Linked DNA regions of Mus musculus: region 2 is linked to region 1. The links are chromatin loops, found by intact Hi-C in ENCODE. Cell type or tissue: left cerebral cortex. All regions are shown on one strand. Each heading gives the region's core, and the rest is flanking DNA. Links, peaks and the distances in the headings are about the cores only.

Region 1 (2,818 bases), core at 107-2,606:
TGCTCTCTCTAAGTTGGCTACCCCTGTGGTTATTGGGCACATTTAATGTGAGGTGGGTCTTACTTCTTGGGAATGGTATTGTTAAATCAGTGGCACAACTCCAAACATCGACTTACAAAAGAGTGGTCGGACCATCCTCAGTTAAAGAAGTCAGATTATAAAATCTATCTAAATTGCAGCTCCTATTTTGCATCAATACCCCAAACCGAGTTAGCCAGAACCAACCCTGAACAACTTACAGATTTACAAGAAGAGGTGGAGAGCAGCATACAATGTTCCCACTCAAAGTGGAGAAATTATAAATTCTGTTTGATGGCTTTCTACAGTAACCTCAAATAGGAAACAGAATATTCCTTGGGGCTTTTGAGTTACATGGGTTGTGAAACCTTTATTTGAAATTGTTGTGAACAGAGAGATTTCCGATTTCAGGTGCTGGGTGTGGGAATATTTGTACACAGATGACAAGAGAGCTTCAGGATTTTCTATATTATAATCACAAACTCATGTTGCTTCATGTGCGGCCTCCCATGCAACCCGGGAATACGATGATGCTGTGATCAGTGTGCTGTGCTCCTGCCCTACAGCCTATCACAGGGTGGCACTTGTGCTATCATGGCAGACTTTAGAGCCTTCAGATTTCAGATTCTAGATTAGGGATGGATACCTGCCAAATGTGCAGGTAAAATTTTACAATACAGGAATAAATACCATATTCATTCTTTCTTAAATAGAGAAGTTTAAAATGAAATTTTAGTATTATTTTTAAATGATATTTGAAGAAACTGACCTCACATATAAACAGCTCAATTGATTAAACCACTTCATAACTTCTTATTTCCCATTATAAACACTATGCCAGTATTTCTTTATCAGATAAAGCTTCAAACACAGTGCCTAGAGAAACACATTAAATTAGATAAAATACTCAAGATAGAATGTGTGTGTGTGTGTGTGTGTGTGTGTGTGAGAGAGAGAGAGAGAGAGAGAGAGAGAGAGAGAAATGTACATGTAAAATTTATTGGCTTAAACTGTACAACTACAGTAGGGAAATATATTAGGGGGAAAAAAAGACAGGATGCATTAAAATCTGATGACCAATTCAATGTTCTAAGCATATCTATCTTTATCTCTCTCTTAAACACATACACTTAAACTCCACAGGAAAGCAACTAACAAATCAATAAACACTTACCTGGCACATGTTACACAAAAGAGCAATGTGTTCGACACTATGTAAAACAATCTTTAATTATTCCTAGTGGTCTGTGTCTAAAGGAAACACTCCTAAGAGGGACCATTCTGAAATCTGAACTGGAGACAAAGCAGCTGAGGCTGCCCTAGACCTCCACTACCATCTAGTGGTGAAGCCCATAAACCTTGTTTTCCGTGTCCTAGCCTGTCATGTTTGCAAGTATTTAACGTGGAGCAGCCTTGAGCAGGGCGAGGGAGAAATGTCTAAGAAGAGCAATCAGTGCCATCAAGAAGTTAACACAAGTTAACACATGTATGCAACAAGAAACAAAGACTAAAAGACTCAAGCCACCCAGGGGCTTGACAGAAGCACGCTGAAAATGCTGACTGCTCTCTCCAAATTAACAAACAAAATTTCCCAACAATAAATCAACTCTGTGCTTTTCAAACACTGCTGTGTGCTTTGAACATTTATGCTATAAGACAGACTGACCATCTTTTCTGTAACACAGAGAGCTGCCATGCTCCTTTCAGTTATATTTTGAACCACTGTATATTGTGTGCTTTCAATACCATGAAATGCACAGACGCTTCTCAGGTCACGTTTCCTGTGGACGCCCATCATTCTATCACACTTCCCTCATGGATCCCCAGAAGCCCCTAAACAGCTGAAGTCATCTGGCTGAGTGCAATCACCCTTCACAAACTTCAGTTTCACATCTCAAACTGTCACTTGTCATTCTCTTGAGGTACATTCATCCTCTGGTGCTCGGTTCTCCCTTCAACGACCTATTTTGAAAACACCCTCTGTTCTTGCTGGTAAATGGCAATGCAGGTATCACAAAGCTTTAGTTCGAGTGTCAAATACTTTTCTGTTGCTGTGATAAAACATCATAAGCAAAGAAACCAACAGAGAAAAGTGTCAATATCTGCCCCAAGTGACATACTTCACCAGCAAAGGGACACCCTCTAGACTTCCTCAACAGCACCACCAACTGGGCCCCTGTGTCCCAGTGCTGAATCTGCAGAGGACATGTCTTACCCAAGTCACCACTGTGGGTATGCATAAAAATAAACTTCAGTGTGAAAGATAAATTCTGTATTGATAAATGCATTTTTCACCCATGGGGAAGGTCAATGGCTTACTAGCCACAGGAAGTAGGGGACAAACCTTTACTGTGGAAGACTGCCTCCTATTTTGAATATACCAATTGCCAAAACCAGCTGTCAAGCAATAGAATGATAACACATACTCCAGTTTTAAAAGATTTCCTCTAGGGGTACCGAAATCTATAACAAGACACCTGGTAGAGGTTCCTGAAAAATTCCAGTCAAAGAGAAGAACATGTCTGGGGTTTAGGTATTATGGAAACCTGGACATGCTACTGCCAAGTCCTAGTGCAAACATGGATCAGTGTTCAAAGTAATAAACAAGCATCTTTTTAAATCCTGTTGTATAATCATAAAAGTGATATGAAGAAACAAATCAACGAAGTGGTTAGTCAATTCCAAAGTCCGTGCTATTTACAAGACTGTACAACCTTTCCTTGAATGTGGTCAACGGCACCATCATTCACCTGAGACTGTCCTCCTTTGTCCTCACTGCCATTAGGAGCCTCTATGGGGA
Region 2 (2,818 bases), core at 42-2,541, 150 kb before region 1:
GCAATGTGCGTAAGTCTGGTCCCATACAGTGTAACACAGTTTAAGGGAGGGACTGTCAAGAACCAACATTTAGGGCTTTAGTCCTTAGTGTCTGCTACACATAACCATCACGCCAGAACACCAATGCCTAGACCTACCCCACATCACTTCTCAAACATTCTTGCCTTGAAGCCTGAGCTCCAAGTATTCTGTTTACCTCATGTTGTCAAAAGAAAGGGGGAAAAACACAGGTGTGTTTGAGCATGTTCTTAACACTAAAGCTAGGGTCTGCCACCTGGTGGTCAACTGTGTCAATTACGCAGCAGGTGATTCAACTTCTAATTCATCCTAGAATGCTGTCCTCTGCAGCAGGCAATGGACAGATTGCTTCTAGTTAAATAACTAAAAAGTTGCTTCGTTAACACATTTAAAAATTAGCATCAGGCATTAACTCAGCACATACCCTCGAGTTGTTTTTCATTAGCAGGATATGCTATTTTTGTGGATCCATTTGATATATAAAATGTCTTAAGAACTGGCTACTTCCAGCATCCTTCTCACCAGTGAGCTGTTTCTAAAAGTTGTATAAAAAAGAGCTGATTGAAGGCCATTTCGAAAATAATACTGTCTCCAGCAAATTATGCTTTGTTACAAAGCTTTTTTAAGCAAATGGCTTAGATAACAATAAGTGACTTTGGTCTTCATTTTAACAGCTTTAAAAAATAATCCATAAAGATAATGCCATGTTAGAGAGAGAGAGGGAAGGAAAGAGGAGGAGAGGGGGAGGAAAAGGGAAAGGGAGAGGGAGAGAAGAAGAGGAAGAAGGAAAGGTGACAAGGTGATGAGCTTGATCGTGATAATCATTTTCATTTTATCTATGTGTCACAATTTCCTACTAAATTACTTACATGTATGTACAACTGTGCCAGTCAGCTCTTAGTAAGGCTGGAGGGAAGTAACATCCTATAAATAAGGCTGCTTCTACATAGTATAATATTCTGTAAATGTGTCTACATTGGTGACAATATTTAGTCTTTTTATGTGTTTGTGCAAGGTATGCTCGTTCATTTTGGTGTGTGCATGTGTGGTGGCCAGAAGTAAATAAGCATTGGGGTCTTACACAATTGCTTCCACCTTACTCTCAGGAGGGCCTCTCACTGAGCCTAGAGCTGTAGGTACTTTCAGGTACACCAGCTGTCGAGCAAGCTCCGGGGGCCAGCTGTGTCCATTCTGGGGGTATGGATGTGACCACCTTGCCTAACTCTTTGTGGGCGCTGGAGATCCAAATTCAGGTCTGAAAATTGTGCACTAGGCAGCTTCCCAACTGAGTCATCTCCTAAGCCCCAATTCTCCCCGCTGCATTCTCACGCTTGTCTCTTCTCTCCTTAGAATGGGCAGCCGGATCCATGTCTACCCAAATGGCTCCTTGGTTATTGGATCGGTGACAGAAAAGGATGGTGGTGACTACTTATGTGTGGCAAGAAACAAAATGGGAGATGACCTGGTCCTGATGCATGTCCGCCTAAGACTGACACCTGCCAAAATTGAACACAAGCAGCATTTTAAGAAGCAAGTACTCCATGGGAAAGATTTCCAAGTTGACTGCAAGGCTTCTGGCTCCCCTGTGCCTGAGGTATCCTGGAGTTTGCCTGATGGAACAGTGGTGAACAATGTAGCACAAGCTGATGACAGTGGCTACAGGACCAAGAGGTACACCCTCTTCCACAACGGAACCTTGTATTTCAACAAAGTTGGGATGGCAGAGGAAGGAGATTATATTTGCTCTGCTCAGAACACCTTAGGGAAAGATGAAATGAAAGTTCACCTAACAGTTCTAACAGCCATCCCACGGATAAGGCAAAACTACAGGAGCAATGTAAGGATCAAGGCTGGAGACACAGCTGTCCTGGACTGTGAGGTCACTGGGGAACCCAAGCCAAATGTATTTTGGTTGCTGCCTTCCAACAATGTCATTTCATTCTCCAATGACAGGTTCATATTTCATGCCAATGGAACTTTGTCCATCAATAAAGTGAAACCGCTTGACTCTGGGAAGTATGTGTGTGTAGCTCAAAATCCTAGTGGGGATGACACTAAGACATACAAACTGGATATTGTCTCTAGGCCTCCATTAATCAATGGTTTGTATGCAAACAAAACTGTTATTAAAGCCACAGCCATTCAGCACTCCAAAAAACACTTGGACTGCAGAGCAGATGGGGTCCCACCACCCCAGATCACATGGATTATGCCAGACAATATTTTCCTCACGGCTCCATACTACGGAGGCAGAATCACCGTGCATCAAAATGGAACCTTGGAAATTCGGAACATAAGGCTTTCTGATTCTGCGGATTTCACCTGTGTGGTTCGGAGCGAAGGAGGAGAGAGTGTGTTGGTGGTGCAGTTAAAAGTACTGGAAATGCTGAGAAGACCAACATTCAGAAACCCATTCAATGAAAAAGTAGTTGCCCAGGTTGGCAAGCCTGTAGCAATGAACTGCTCTGTGGATGGGAACCCAACACCTGAAATTATCTGGATCTTACCTGATGGCACACAATTTGCTAATGGGCCACAAAATTCCCCATATCTGATGGCAAGCAATGGTTCTCTCATTGTTTACAAAGCAACTCGGAACAAGTCAGGAAAGTATCGCTGTACAGCAAGAAATAAGGTTGGCTACATCGAGAAACTCATCCTGTTAGAAATTGGACAGAAGCCAGTCATTCTGACATACGAACCGGGGATGATAAAGAGCGCCGGTGGGGAATCGCTATCCCTGCATTGTGTGTCTGATGGAATCCCTAAGCCAAATGTCAAATGGACTACGCCAGGTGGC

The links. A loop is a pair of places that touch in the nucleus more often than their neighbours do. Peaks named below come from ENCODE experiments on the same cell type or tissue, not always from the same donor. Only the 100,000 strongest peaks of a DNase experiment are listed, where the experiment ranks them.
Region 2: it touches region 1 in a loop (4-fold over the local background); 8 of 42 quality-filtered maps call a loop at or near these places.

What each region holds. Positions count from the first base shown.
Region 1 is chr3:59,173,988-59,176,805 of GRCm38, reverse strand. All of the region lies in intron 15 of Med12l (mediator complex subunit 12-like), which reads right to left. Among named protein-coding and RNA genes, the nearest start is that of Gm51434, 19 kb to the left of the region's middle. In left cerebral cortex, for the core only: CTCF peaks have their summits at 1,356 (motif pointing left) and 2,187; a DNase peak (open chromatin) is centred at 1,354.
Region 2 is chr3:59,318,925-59,321,742 of GRCm38, reverse strand. It overlaps Igsf10 (immunoglobulin superfamily, member 10), which reads left to right. Exons shown (of 7, transcript NM_001162884.1): 7 at 1,369-2,818. Among named protein-coding and RNA genes, the nearest start is that of Igsf10, 24 kb to the left of the region's middle. In left cerebral cortex, for the core only: a CTCF peak has its summit at 284 (motif pointing left); DNase peaks (open chromatin) are centred at 284 and 1,389.